Regions from separate parts of the Homo sapiens genome. Here region 2 is linked to region 1. Evidence: chromatin loops called from intact Hi-C (ENCODE). Cell type or tissue: A673. All regions are shown on one strand.

Evidence for each region. Peaks named below come from ENCODE experiments on the same cell type or tissue, not always from the same donor. Only the 100,000 strongest peaks of a DNase experiment are listed, where the experiment ranks them.
Region 2: it touches region 1 in a loop (6-fold over the local background); 7 of 110 quality-filtered maps call a loop at or near these places.

What each region holds. Positions count from the first base shown.
Region 1 is chr13:36,837,609-36,845,608 of GRCh38, forward strand. SMAD9 (SMAD family member 9) reads right to left here. Exons shown (of 7, transcript NM_001127217.3): 7 at 7,223-8,000. Among named protein-coding and RNA genes, the nearest start is that of RFXAP, 22 kb to the left of the region's middle. RefSeq lists an enhancer at 2,512-3,246. In A673, CTCF peaks have their summits at 3,304 and 4,015 (motif pointing left); DNase peaks (open chromatin) are centred at 2,553, 3,333, 3,973 and 4,383; H3K4me3 peaks cover 359 bases; H3K27ac peaks cover 5,647 bases.
Region 2 is chr13:36,278,409-36,286,408 of GRCh38, forward strand. It overlaps CCDC169-SOHLH2 (CCDC169-SOHLH2 readthrough), which reads right to left. Exons shown (of 16, transcript NM_001198910.2): 2 at 5,184-5,294. The coding sequence starts at 5,198. CCDC169 (coiled-coil domain containing 169) reads right to left here. Exons shown (of 8, transcript NM_001144981.3): 3 at 5,184-5,294; 4 at 5,061-5,101. Among named protein-coding and RNA genes, the nearest start is that of CCDC169, 15 kb to the right of the region's middle. In A673, a CTCF peak has its summit at 4,614 (motif pointing right); a DNase peak (open chromatin) is centred at 4,653; H3K27ac peaks cover 497 bases.

The DNA.
Region 1 (8,000 bases):
CCCTTGCTGGGAAATGTAATAGCTCATCCCTAGTGTTAATAATAGTGCTGCAGGATTTTTTGCTCCTTAGTTCAGCTAAATCTGGGTTCTTGTCTCACAGCCAGGAAAAGTTAGGCACAAGGGCACATTGAAAGGTGAAGAGGGCAGAATTTATTAAGTGAAAAGAAAACCCTCACCAAAAAAGGGGGGGGGGGGCCACCAGTAGGCTCCCACCTCACAAATTGAATACCAGGTCACCACAAACAAGCTGAAGAGACCAGGCTCCTCCCCTGCATAAGGCATGAATTCCTGGTGGCTCCACCCCATTCCCTCAGTGTGCATATGAGCCCTTAGTCTGAGCCATTCCATATTGATTTATTTCCGATATTGTGCACCTGTTAAGGGACAGAATTTTTCACCGTGGGCGTGTTTAGGCAAGCCCCCTGTGCACAATGACCTGGATGGGTCAGAGGTTCTCTGGGGACCCTTCCCTGTCTGCCTAGGCATTTGGCTCTCTCATGCCTCTATCAATAGGAGGCAGGAATTGATGGGTTTATTTCTAGCAACCAAAATGGCAAGCCTTCTCACATGATCTTGGAAAAGGAAGTAAGAATTTTGAACAGAAATCTCTTAAATAGCTGACATACAGGCATAGCAAGTTGAACAAGATATTGATCAGAACCAGAGTAGCAACCATATAATAAACTGCAGGTACTGCCTGTATTTTGTGATAAGCTGCTTACCTGAGACCTCTTGATGAACAGCAGGCAAAGTTTATCAACATTCCAAACACCTGAATGATAGGCACAACTACAGGTTTGGCTACTGTTTCCATGTGTTAGATAACCAAAAAGCCCCAAAGCACAGTGGCTCAAATAACAACCTTTTTTTTTTTCTTTTTCCTCACAATGTTGTGGGTCGGCTGAACTTAGCTGAGAGTTTCTTCTGGTAGTCTTGCTTGGGGTATCTCATGAGGCCGCATTCAGATGGGAGTGTGGCTGTGACTGGACAGTCAAGATGACCTCCCATCCTCCAGAGCTGGAGGCTTCAAACCAAAGGCCCCTGTGCAAATCCAACCCATGCTCAGTTTTTGTACTGCCATGAGCAGTAATTTTTACATTTGCAGTAATTAAACCGCTTTTACATTTTTTAATAGTTGAAAAAGAATTCAAAACAAAAATATTTTGTGATATGTGAAAATTATATGAAATTCAAATTTCATTGTCCACAAAGTTTTATTGGAACATAATCATGACCAAGCTTATTCACTTATGTATTATTTACAGCTGCTTTTGCACTACAGTGGTAGCACTGAGTGGTTGTGACAATCACAGAAACCACATGGCCCACAAAGCCAAAAATATTTACTATCTGGGCCTTTAGAGATTCTGCTGGCCCCTTCTCCAGAGCCTCTGTCCATAGTCATCTCTTTTTTTTTTTTTTTTTTTTTTGAGACAGAGTTTTGCTCTTGTCGCCCAGGCTGGAGTACAATGGTGCGATCTTGGCTCACTGCAAACTCTGCCTCTTGGATTCAAGAAATTCTCCTACCTCAGCCTCCTGAGTAGCTAGGATTAGAGGCATGTGCCACCACACCTGGCTAATTTTTTTTTTTTTTTTTTTTTTTTGTATTTTTAAGAGACTGGGTTTCACCATGTTGGCCAGACTGGTCTCAAACTCCTGACCTCAGGTGATCCACCTGCCTTGGCCTCCCAAAGTGCTAGGATTACAGGCATGAGCCACTGCACCTGACCCACAGACATCTCTTCATTCAGTAGTCTAGCATGGGGGCTTGCTCCCAAGAGTACTGTTCCAGGAAGACATGCCCCATTGTGCAAGTACTCATTCAAACCTCTGCTCGCATAATGCTTGCTAACATGCCTTTGGCCAAATTAGGTCACATAGCTAACCCAAAGTCATGTGGGTGGCCATCAACACTGGGATGTGTGTGGCTCGTTGGAGGTCACTGAAGTGAAACCTACCGTAGTTACACAGTAAGTCAGTCAAATTCTTGGTTTATTGGACAGCTGACAGCTGTTAAGAAGGACCCTATGTTAAAGGAAATGGATACAATCTAATAACATTAACAATAGATAATGGTTTTTAACCATTAACTTCCATTGATAATGGTTCTGATTAGAGCGCAAGATAACTAGTGAAACGAGAATTCCCTTATCCCCCTTGCGGGGCATGCGACATGGGTATGGCTCACTCTTTTGGTTTCCCTGTTGCTCAAACCCCTAGGAGGAGCATGCAGACGGGCAGGTGCAGAGGCCGTGGGGAGCGCTTCTGGGCTCTGACCTCACGGCAGCGTCTAGGGATGGCTGTCTGTGACTCCCGAATCCCTAGTGGGCGTCTCTTACAGTGTGCTCTTTCAGCTTTGCCGTCTGCAGAAGGATTATGTTAATCAGCTCGATAGACCCTCTGCCTTATTGCAAGGGCAGTGGCCAGTTTAACAGCTTTCTGTATCCCAAGTTCTTGCCCAGTGTACAAGAAGAATCGGATGACACGTGGGCTTGAAGGATGAGTGCAAGGTTTTATTGAGTGGTGGAGGCTCTCAGCGAGATGGATGCGGAACCGGAAGTGGGGGATGGAGTGGGAACGTGATCTTCCCCTGGAGTCCTGCTGTTCTCGGTAGACGGACGCCTCCTTCCTTCTCTGCCATGCCGCCCTGCCACTCCCGCTCTTTGTCACTCTCTGCCACTCTCTTTCTCTGCTCCTCTCAATGTCCAGCCACTTGTGTCTGTGCCTGCTAAGGTCTCAGGTTTCTAGGGCCATGGGATGGGGGCATGGCAGGCCATAGTGGTCTTGGGAAGTGCAACATTTGGGTGCGAAAACAGGAATCCCTGTTCTCACTTAGGTCTGTGGGCACAGGCCCGAGCGTGGAGCCCTCGCCTGGGGACCCCACCCTTCTCTACCCAGCACTTCCCTGCCTCCCTCTAGTATCAGTAGTAGAGTCTTGTGATAGGCTGGATAATGCCCCCACAAGATATCCATGTACTAATTCCAGGACTTGTTGATGTTGTCTTATGTGGCAAAAGGAACTTTGCAGAGGTGCTTAAGTTGAGGATTCTGAGATGGAGAGATCAACCTGAATTATCTGGATGGGCTCTAAATGTAATCACACGTGTCCTTATAAGAGGAACCCTTGCTTACAGAAGAACAAGAGATGTGATGATGGAAGCAACAGGTTAGAGAGATTCAAGAAAAGCATAGCCAGCCAAGGGAATGCAGGCAGCCTCCAGAAGCTAAAAAAAAAAAAAAAAAAAAAAAAAGAAAAGAAAAAAGAAAAGCAAGAGAACGATTCCCCCTAGAGCTTCCTGAAAGAACTAGCCATGCCACCACATTGTCGTTATCCCAGTGAGACAGATTTCAAACTTGTGGCCTCAAGAACTGTAAGGGTAAGAACTGTAAAATAAATTTATGCTGTTCTAAGCCACAAAATTTGTGGCACTTTTTTACAGCAGCAACAGGAAATTAATAAAAGTCTTCCAGTGGTAGGGGGTGAATCTCATTACGTTTCTAAGGCAAGCATTGCTTAGTATCTTGCTTATTTAAAAGATAAATTTAGCTAGTATACACAATAGTGGCCAATTAGATTGTATGCTATAATACTTGTAAGAAAAATGATTGCATACTCTTTGTTTTCTTGTTTGAGACAGAGCCTCACTCTGTTGCCCAGGCTAGAGTGCAGTGGCACAATCTTGGCTCACTGCAACCTCCACCTCCCGGTTTCAAGCTCTTCTCGTGCCTCAGTCTCCCAAGTAGCTGGGACTACAGGCACACACCACCACACCCAGCTAACTTTTGTATTTTTAGTAGAGACAGGGTTTTGCCATTTTGGCCAGACTAGTCTCGAACTCCCGACCTCAGGTGATCCACCCGCCTCAGCCTCGCAAAGTGCTGGGATTACAGGCATGAGCCACCACACCCAGCCAATTGCATACTCTGAATCAAAAAACCATTTCCCTCAAGTTAGAATATGCAATATTTATTGTACATTGAGTGCCCTCTGGTGCTTACCCAAAGCTTTCTAAACCTCAACCAAACTCGTAGAGATAAAGCTTATAAGCAGTGGGACAATTTGGAGCCTTAAACTCCCAAATTCTCAGATGTCTTCCAACATGATTTTCCAAAGCAATCTGTAGCATGTCTGGAGCAAGGATGGGGGGATCATGATTCAGGGGGCCCCAAGGAGGGTCTATCATAGACTGTTGCTTTTTAAAGTAACTAGTAGCAATGCTTTAAATTGTCATTGTAGATTTAAGAACCTGTAGTTCAAATGTCTCAGTTTAGTATGCAAAACCCTTTACCTCCAAGCTCCTGCCTATTTCTGCCTCTCTCCTTTATGTCAAGCCATCATGATTTATATGGTATAATGCCAATGGATCATTGTTTCACAAAAGTTCTTTCCATTCCTTTTAGTTCTTTTCCACTCCTTCAGCAAGTTGAAGAGCCCTCTCTTGTCCTTCAGCACTGAGCTTTGTATTTCCTTTTTATGCCAAACCAGGAGAAACAAATAGGAACTCTGCCAACTTTTGTTTGCAAACCCCTTTCACGGTAATCTATAATCTCACAAACTCCCTTAGAAAAAAATCAATTTAACATTTTTTCATGGTGTATGAAAGAAATGATTTTGTTTAAAATATTTTATTGCATATCAACATGTTTCAAACATTGTACTATAATCATTTCAGTATACCCTTCAGTATTTATTAAGACAAATTTCACTTTCCACATTCATTTAGTGATGGGCTATATTTAATTTGTTTTAAAATAATTGGGTCAAGAAAAGCAAGTGTGTTAACAAATGAATTGTAAAATGGTATTGTATTTAGCTTGAAGACCGAATGTATAAGAAAGTATATGCTGTTATGGCATCAAAAAAGACAAAACACTTTTACAGCATGATGTTCAGAATATTTGAAATTATGCTTAAATATCAATGGATTATTTTGATGATTTTTATTTATTTTTAATTTTTTATTTTTTTGAGACAGAGTCTCGCTCTGTCGCCCAGGCTGGAGTGCAATGGCACGGTCTCGGCTCACCACAACCTCCGCCTCCTGGGTTCAAACGATTCTCCTGCCTCAGCCTCCTGAGTAGCTGGGATTACAGGCACCTTCCACTACGCCCAGCTAATTTTTGTATTTTTAGTAGAGACGGGGTTTCACCATGTTGGCCAGGCTGGTCTCGAACTCCTGACCTCAGGTGATCCACCCGCCTCAGCCTCCCAAAGTGCTGGGATTACAGGCGTGAGCCACCACCGCTCCTGGCCTGTTTTGATAATTTTTCCTTCCTAAATGATGAGACTAGAGAGAAGTTAGCCTGCCACTTGCAAGCGTTCTCTTCAAAGAACACGTTGCAGGTGTGAATTCTCTTTGGCTTAAAAACCAAACTGAATATAATTTTCCTTATATTTACTCCATTTAACATTGGCATTTAGATTAAGAGTCATTCTGAGGCCTTGCCTAACATTTTTATTAGATGTATGCAAATAATGGAACCATCAGTGATCATGCGGAGGTAAACTTTCAGAATTAGTGTCTGTTAACTTGGTGTTATAACATCAAAATTCTTTATGCTTCTCATACTCAAATTCACATTGTGAAAATAAATACTTAGAATAAAAGCAATTTTAACTGTTTAATTGCTAAAACTACTTTTCCTTGCTACTGCTATGCAGCTGGATAACTATTTCCAAAATAAATCACAAGCACGCTTTTCTGATCCCTATCTGCTGTGCATGGTTACGTGATATGCAGTTGGAGGCCTGCAATGCTTTTTTTTTTTTTTTTTTTTTTTTGAGACGGAGTCTCGCTCTGTCGCCCAGGCCGGACTGCGGACTGGCAATGCTTTTTATTTTGAAAGGAGAAGCTAAATACTTTCGGATATTTTTAAAGAAAGAGCTAAAAATAACTACCATTTCTGCCTTTACAATGTGATCCCCAAAAGCCTTTCTAAACAAACAGTAGCTGGAAAATGCTGAAAATGAATAAATGGAATCCCTGTCCTTAAAGACATCCCAGCCTGGCAGAAAGATGGATAAGTAAACAACAGTGGGGTGCAGGAACTGATACTGACCATTGATGGGCACAAAGTATTATGGGAACACAGACAGCAGGCACTAACCTGCTTTAGGAATGCCTGGGATGATTTACTAAGAGAACTGCCGTGAAGGATGGCAACTTGGATCGGCCCAGAAGCCTTCCCTGGTACTCACCCAGGGCCTGATGTAGATGTCACTCGGTGGTCCCAGCAGCTTGTCACAGCTGACAGCACACTGCTTATTATTGGTTTACTTGTTCACCTTTCTCCACAAAATGGTAAGCTCCTTAAAAGTAGAAACTTTGTCATTGTATCTACAGTGCCTGCTGATGCATAAGAACTATCTGACAAGTAAATATAAGGAGTCTAGGATGATGAAAATACTTCTTCTCTAAGACGGGCTGATGTTTAAAGACAGTATTTTATGTCTGTACCATGATATGTTTAAAGAATGTGTATTCGTGTTTGAAATGCCAATACCAAATATTAGATGCAAGCACAGGGTCGGGAACCATGGGAGACAAACAAGACACAATCACTGCTCTCCAGAAACTTACAGTGTAAACTGGAGGCTTCACGGTCCCCACCAGGATCTAAACAGGCATATCTTTCATGTGTTTTTATTTTGGAGTTCCACAAAACACTTTTTTTGAATACAGAGCTCCATTTCGTTAAAAAAATTGACAACTCTGATCAAGTAAATAAGAAAGCTGCTTATAGGTAATAGAGTTTCCCCTTCCTTTTTAAGATTAGAAGGAAATTTAGATGAAAGGAATTGAGAATTTACATTTTTAGATGATGTGTTCATATTTCTTTGGATTTCATCTTAGTTTTCCCTCACCAGTTGCCTTTTAGCACCTTTCTAATAGGCAATCTGTAGCAATGTACAGATGTTTACAATAATGAAAGTGCTCATTCTTTCCTATATACTGCAATATCACGTATTTGCTACTATCCAGAAAAAGGTTCTACATATATCCTTTCTAAAGTTACTGTGAAGTATCTTCAAGAACTATACTTCATGACGGTTATTCTAAGGTGTTTAATTCAAAACCACTACCTAATTTCTCTATAGCATGTGGAATTTAACATCCCATTTTCAAAATAGAATGGTTTAAAATTAATTGACTTAAGGAGCTGCAGACCCACATACAGTGAATCTTCTATGAGGTTTACAGGAAAAATGAGCCAAAAGACATATAAGTACAGTATTCTTTATTATAAACAATCAGATAACAGTATAAGTGTGCATTTGATGGATAACCGAAGCCAAGTTATTATAATAGAAAGCATGACTTCACTCAAATAGACAGTTTCTTTGTTGTTGTTAATCTGTTTTACATTAATTTGAATTTAACATATGCTAGGATCACCTAAACTTGTCATACAGTTCTGCTATTAAAATCGTAACAGGGAAAGACAAAATGTGAAATGCATGTTATATTTTGCTTTATTTGTTGAATATATATGTGTGTGTGTGTGTATATATATATATATATATACACACTAAATATTTGGGACACAAAGTTAAGCAGGTGCTTACAGTCTATCAAGTGATATTTATGAAATGTTTTTGTTGCTGTTTTGTTGCTGTTATGGGAACATCCATATCCTTAGAAGACAATAAAAAAGAGGATTCTAAATGCTAGATGGTTGGCTAACTTCTCCTGATTTATACTGAGTGTAAAACAAAACAAAACAAAACATAAGGTATATGTGTTAAGTAGTGACATCTTTATAGTTCCAAAGCACTCGCAGCTATTAAAATATCATCTAGCTAAAACAAACTTTTCACAATTTTTTAACAGAAAAATAATAAACCAACAACAAAAACTGATCAATGTTCTGGGTCTTGTGAGCAGACCGAAATGTTACTACAGTGTTCTCTATTGTGTGATCCTTGTCCGTGGCAACCTTAAACGTGTGCTGCAGTGCTGATGTATTTATAGGCTTAGCATGTCTGCTTTATTAGTTAT
Region 2 (8,000 bases), 560 kb before region 1:
TTTCTCACCCCTACTCTTCCACTACACACCACATCACATTTTCTCCTATGTCCTAGCCTCTAATTGGCACTTCTTTCTTCGCTTTTGAATAATTTGCCTGAACTCTGGACAACGTGTTTTATCCTCTCCTACAGCAGAATTTTCTAGAACATTCTTTTCCTGAACATTCATAAAGCCTTCCCCTTCTTGACTTCTGTGATACCATTCTTCCAGTTGTCCCCCCATCCTTTCTCAATATTTTTCCTTCTCAATAATATTCCCTAAATTGCCTCCTAACACTTTAAATGTCAGCATTCCCCAGGGTTTCAACCTCAATTCTATTTTTCAGACTGCATATTTTTCCTGAGCAATCCCTTGTAGTTTCATGACTGCATGTGACACTTATGACTTGGTGATCTCTGTTTTCAGAGAAGCAACTTTCCATAATCCAAAACTATTTTCAGTTGCTTCCAAACCACTATCACCTGTGTAATACACACAAACAAAACTAAACTTACCATTTCCTAACATCCTAATTTCAATTTCTATTATCCTGTTCATTGTAATCCATGAAGTTATTCAAGCCAAAACTCTCAATTGTCATTAAATTCTCTTGCAGTCTTACCCAATATCTAAGTATTCATGAAATCCTCATTCCTAAATAGATCTTTAATCTGTCTCCTCTGCTCCATCCCCATATAATACTGCCCAAGCTAAAAAAAAACCCACCTTCCCTTACCTAGACTACGACAAAAGCATCCTAGCTGGTTTCTCTGATTCAATTCTAACCCACCCTGAGGAATCCTTTCTTCATGGTGGTTGGGGTGGGGGTGGGAGGATCTTTCAACCTCTATATAAAATATTTCAATAGCTTCTTATCATATACAAAAAAAATTCACACTCCCTACCATGAATACCAAACCCTTTATTATTTAGCCCCTGCATATTATTTCCAGCTTCATCGCTCATCATCCCTCTTATTTATTCCAGACATACTGAACTAACTGTAGAGCTGGGGTGTCTTTAGACAGACTGACCCAGAAATACTTTATAATAATTTGAAAATCTACCTATCTTATGATTTTAAAATTCCACTTCTAAGAACATGTATACTTGAAGCAGTGGTTCTCAAACTTTTTTATTAGAATTACCTGAAGAGTTAATAAAAATATAGAGGTGGCAAGTAGGTTGAAGGACAGGACTTGGCCTTTGTATTTTTATGAAGTGCCCTAGGTGATTCCATAACCTACCAAAGTTTATGGATCACTGCCTTAAAGCAGAGGCTGGCAAACTATAACCTAAAGATCAAATTCAGCTTCTGCCTGTTTTTGTAAACCAAGATTTTTTAGAATACAGCCCACCAATTAGGTGTTGTCTATGGCTCCCTTTATACTACAGCAGCAGGGTTGAATAGCTACAACAAAGATCAGAGATCATACAACTGCAATGCTGAAAATATTTACTATTTATCCATCTACAGAAAAGTTTGCTAAGCCTAGAGGAACACTTTGCACTGAAAGACACATATAAAGATATTCACTGTGGCAATGCTTGTCATAGTGAGATTTTGAAAAATTCATGATGTACGTAAATAGGCTAATTTACGTAATTCATGATGTACGTAAATATACTAAGGATATACACATATAATGAAATACTATACAACTGATAAAATTTACTAGATCTTTATTAACATGAATGGAATTAAATAATGAGTAAAAGAATGATATGCACAGTATGATACTTTTTATATGCATTTTTATACATACAACATGTAGAGAGATATTAAAAATAAACTGAAATAATATATACCAAATTCATGGTAGTCCTTGCCTATAAAAAGGAAACAAAAAGAAGACAGGGAGGAGAATAAAAGGGATCTCAACTCTATAAATTGTTTTCATTAAAACATTTAAAGTCAAAAAGGGACAAAGATCTGAAGATTTATAAATACTAGAATATGGAGTTGTTTGCCATAATACACTCTGTGGGTTTCAACTCAAAATTAAAACCAGAAACAACCTAAAATACCCAGTTATAGGGAAAAGTAATTGAACATTCACATTCCAACACAATGGAACATAATATATCATTGAAAAATGCACATGAAGAGAACATAACATATGAAATAATTGACTTAATTACCCCAATTAGCATAGGATTCAAAACTGTCCATGCGGTAAGGTTATAATTATATTTTAAACAACAATAAAAACTAGCTGTAATCCTTTTTCACTTTGTTTGTTGGCTGACTTATTTATTTGGTTGTTCTTTTTAATCAATATGTATGCATACAAAAATTACTAAAAACAGAACTGTCTACAGTGGATATGTTTGATTTTATGATATTCTTTTTCTATACCTTTTATTTTCCAAATAATATCAGCTGAATACATGTTGAACGAATATGTATGAATGAATTGAATGAATACATAAAATGAAATGCCTTCACTTTAAATGACTTTGTGTGTGGCAGATACAGCCAACTGTACGCTCACAATCCACTCTTCTCTTCTTCCTGTATATTCAGTAAAACACTATATTTCCTAGCCTGTCATGCACACGAAGGTGCCCATATGATACAGTTCTAACTCCCAATGAAATGTCAAGGGGAATTACTGGGTGCAGCATCTTAGAAAGCTCTTTGAAGGGGAGTAGACGTGACCGGCTTTCACCTTTACCATTTCTCCTTCACCTATGTCTTTTTTTGAATGATAACGTGAAGCAGCTGAGAAGGCGAAGCAGCCATCTTTAAACACGAGGACAAAAGCCACTCACAAATGGATGGCAGAGTAGAAACTTAGGGGAAGCCTGGATTCCTGAAGGCATTATACAGCCACTGCACCACCCCTGGACTGCAAACCTCATACTTTCTGTCACATGAGGAAAAAAAAGAAAAGAGAAAAAAAAAACTTTACTTGTTTAAACCTTTCTCTTACATTCTGCCAAATGCAACCCTTGATACATCATGCTAAAATAAAATTTTAATAAATTACCCCACTGAAAGACACTTAGAAGATAATATAACGTATCTTACCTTCAGAGGAGAAAAGTGAACCTCAAGAAAAAAAAAAGTTGGAGGCACCAACCTATTATCAGAACAAAGACTAAAGCTTCACTCTCACTTATGTGAATAATTTTTTCTAAAATATTAAAATCACACTGAACTTTACATTTCAAAATGGCTGAAACAGGCGGGGTGTGGTGACTTATACCTGTCATCCCAGCACTTTGGGAGGCGAGGCAGGTGGATTGCTTGAGCTCAGGAGTTCGAGACCAGCCTGGGACACACGGTGAAACCTCGTCTCTACTAAAAATACAATAATTAGCCAGGCATGGTGGCATGAGCCTGTAGTCCCAGCTATTCAGGAGGCTGAGGTGAGAGGACTGCTTGAGCTCAGCAGGCAAAGGCTGTAGTGAGCCAAGATTGAACCACTACACTCCAGCCTGGGTGACAGAGTGAGACCCTCCCTCAAAAAAAAAAGAAATGCTGAATGGTAAATTTTAAGTTATGTATATTTACCACAATAAAAGAGAGATAAAATTATATTAAAATGAAGTCCACTTTAATGATATAGTTTAAAGATAACATTTTATACATTTTTGTCAAATAACATATAAAATATTACACATATACTAGTCAACAACGAGTGCCCATCCTTTTGCTACTCATAAGCAAATCTGTAGTTTGAAATTATTCAAAATTAGTATTCAAACTAACACATCAATTTCATAAGTATGTCTGTACAGATTACTCCTAAACACTAAACAATCCACAACAAGGATAAAGAATCGGGAAATTTACAGATGGTATTTGAATTCATACTCTATCCCACAAAAGCAACTAATTTAAGCCCTTTTCCCTAATTGTCAATTTAACAGGAAGCCAAAAATATGTCTGCATTACACAATTATATGTCTGAATTTCACAAATATTATTCTTTATATCAAAGAATAAGACTTAGTTTTGTCCTTAGCTAAGAGGGTCTCTTGACTGGATATAGGATTGTTGGATCCCAATGCTTTTTGCTTAGTAATTGGACACTTCTATCGCTGACTCCTTGATTAGATTTCTAATCTCTGCTGCTCAGACACACCCCTCTTGGATTCATGAGTACCAAACACTCATGAAAGCACCTGTCCAGAGAATAGAGAGGACCAGTTCTGTTTATACTGAACTTTCATTCTCTTTCCTTTCTGCTTGGTCTGTGGTCCCACTCTTCGTTGTGCTAATATTTCTTCAGTCCTTTACTGTGGAGAAATATAATTCTCTGTCTCTGGATCTAAATTATTAAATCTCTTAGAGAACCACATTTTCTTCAAAAATAACACAAATACATCAAGGAAAATAAATGTATTTTTTCCAACATGAATATGTTCCAGAGTCTCAGGTAGTAGTTAGAAAACCAATTAAACGCTCCTTAGATATGCCCTAAGGTATTTTACTAAGTCATACCAGCACTTGTTGCTACTCTCCACAAGGGTGGTGATACCCACTCTGTTGAGCTAGGACTGAGCCTCAGTTATCAAGAAGCAGGTAGACAGAATATTTTATATCCAGTAGGTAGTAATAAAATTCTACCTGCAATTAAGAAAAGGCACTAAGCTTAACATAGCCCTAGCAACTATTTCTAAATGCCACAAGAGGGCGATATAACTCTATGACAGCACATGGGAAAACAATTTTTCGAGTTAGAAAAATTCCTGACTTTCCAAGATATGGAAATAAAGGCATGTCTGGGTTGAAAGTAACAAGCGTGCAAAAGGACTTATTTCTCCTCAATTCATTATTAGCAAAAACACAGTATTTGTCTATATCTTTCTCTGAAGGTTGGCGGTGATTCAAAAAGCAATATCTATACATGCTCTGCTCTTCAGGACACCTGTGAATATAGCTGGCAACTTAGTGCTCCACCTATAGCTACTCAAAAATTATTTGTTGTCCTTCAAACAGATCCCTTGAACAAAACAGTTTATTTGGACCTTGCGCTAGTCTTCAAACTTCTCTTTGAAATACGTCTGGAAAAAATAGACATAATTTCCTTCAATTATTCTTTGTGTTTAATCACATTTCTACTCACCACTGGCATTCGTTCATAGACACGAATAGAAGATAGTCTATCTACAATAAATCAAATATGAGCACTTAATGTTTTATCAGTTTTAACTCAAATTATAAAATGTACATATGATTGGTTTTGTACCTGAAGAGTTTCCATGGATTTTTTCCACTTTCTCCTTGAGATAAACAATTTGCTTTTCTAGTTCATCATTTAATTCAAGTTGTGTCTCATAACGGGTTTTCCATTCACTACCTGAGTAAAAACAGGGAGAAACAATCAAGATCACCCCACCACCTCTCATTTATTCATTAAAATAACATTATGAGCTTGATCTTACTCTATTACTATATTTGACTTTATTGGCAATACAGATCAACTAGAAGGAAATAGTTATTAAGTCTGTATTTCTGTTAGTAAGATTTTCCAGACTGCAAGAATTAGACTCACACTCAGGCTACCAAACAGCCAAACCTTATCACAACTACTGCAATTCCTCTTCTTCCCTACTTCCCACCTGCTTTTTTCTTTTACTTCTTGTGCATCCTTACAATGAATTCAATTAGAGGGAATATCAGGACATGTTTCTTTCCTTGGAACTTGAAATACCCATATATATAATATCCATATATTTCATATATGATATTTCATATACATATCCATAAATATATATATTTCAAGTTCCAAGGAAACTTGAAATACATATTTATATATTTATACATTTTATATATGTTTATGTGTATATAAAATATCCTAAACATTACTAACCTATCCAATGTCATGTTCATTTTTTTTCCTTTGAAAGCAATTCTGAAGTCTGCTGAATAACTATCACTTACGTGTCTGCCGTGTGTAAAGCACACAATGCTTCACATACATTAAGTAATTTAATCCTCATTTTAGAAATGTAGTCACCTATTTTACAAAGATGAGGAAACCAAGGCTCAAAGATGTCAATGTCAAATAACATTCTTAAGATGACAGAGCTAATAAATAAGGGAACCGGGTTTTTAATCCAGTTTTATCTGCCTTTGAAATCATATCCTCTTAACTCCTAAGCTGAAGGAACAATGTACATTTAGCTATCTTCTCAGGCATTTTCTCTTAACCTTAAGCAGTTTTCTTTCACTAAACCCTTTTAGCTATTAAAGTCAAAGCATTTTCCTTATGTCTGGGGAAAAAGAAGAATACAGCCTAAAATTAAAAGGTCTTTGTTCAGATTCAAAGCCCAAAGCTAACTTTTTCGAGTCTTTAAAGTCAGGCTTTGTAGAGGGCAAAAAGATGGCTTCTTTTTCAACTTTAAATGCTCTTCACAGGTCTGAAATAACTGCTGCTACATAACAGTTAGTGGAAGAGTTAAGGAGAAAGAGTATTAGCACATACCACTACCAACCTCCTCAGCCCTGACACAGGTCTCCCTTACACCCTCATCTCTATGCAAATGCGGTCTACCAAAGGGGATGGAACCCCCTCCCATACTGAAACTGAAAGTCATTAACCCAAAAGCTTTGGAAAGGTACAAGAAGAAAGGAGAAGCCCTGAAAGACTAAACATTTACCCAAAAGATACAGTAGAGCTCAACTGTATGGAATCATCTTTATAACTTGCTACCTAAAGTCTCCCTTTGTCATGGTATCCCCTTTCCTAACATGGTAACGGATTCTTCAGAGCAAGATGAGAATGGTTACCAAAAAATTAAAAATGCAATTTATTTTTGGCACATCTGAGTACAGTTTATAAATTTTGACACCATTTTATTTAAAAATATTATTGACTTTTAAGTCAATCATCAAATTTAATTATCAAATATAGACAAGCCAGCCAGGCACGGTGGCTCACACCTGTAATCCCACCATTTTGGGAGGCTGAGGCTGGTGGATCACTTGAGGTCAGGAGTTCAAGACTAGCCTGGCCAATGTGGTGAAACCCCGTCTCTACTAAAGAATACAAAAATTAGCCAGGCATGGTGGCAGGTGCCTGTAATCCCAGCTACTCAGGAGGCTGAGGCAGAAGAATTGCTTGAACCCGGGAGGCAGAGGTTGCAGTGAGCTGAGATTGTGCCACTGCACTCTAACCTGGGTGACATAGCTAGTCTGCATCTCAAAAAAATAAAAATTTTTCTCAAAAAAATAAAATAAGATAGATAGATAGATAGATAGATAGATAGATAGATACATAGATACATAGATACATAGATACATAGATAGATAGACCGACCTATTAGTATACAGTCGTAACCAAATGGAATCCGGCTGCTTGCCACTTACAGAGTCCAATTAATAAGAGCAAGGTCTGGCATAAAGTGGCTTTATTAACCCCAACATCAACATGGGACAACACAAAAGACCCAAGATAGACACCAAAACAAGACACACAGACCTTGTAACCAGCACAACTCCTGCATGCCTCCCATATTAAGTTTCCCTTTGAAAGCCCCCTGCCTTTTCCCTAGAAATTGGACATGGTTATTTTGGATGGGAATCTGGCCACTTGTCCATTATTAGTTTTGGTCAATGAAGTCACTTTCTCTCTACTGGACCTCGCTTTTGTTAATTGAACTATGCAATCAGCACTTACAATTGCTGGTTACAATTTTAGTGTCCCGTATGGTGAGTGCTGTATGCTCCAGGGCCTGAGCCTGCCAGTCTGGTTTCTATCAGATGGGGCATAGGGCCACCTGTGAATACTAGTTGCTGATGGCTAGCTGACCCATGGCTAGGATATTAGGGAATTTCCCAGCAGCTGCCAAGACTCTTTTGTCTTAGGGATCCTCTCTTTTCTTCCTGCTATGGTGTCTGCTACCTTCAATGCTTCACTGGTGCAAAGAAAGTGACCTCTGGAGAAGCTGAGAAACTATGGAACTAGGTGCATTAGTCAGAGTGTACCCAACCACCTTCTGCCTCTTTTGGGGTGTCGCTGGGGCTCTGCTTTATTTAGACTTGGCTGCCAGTGAAACTATAT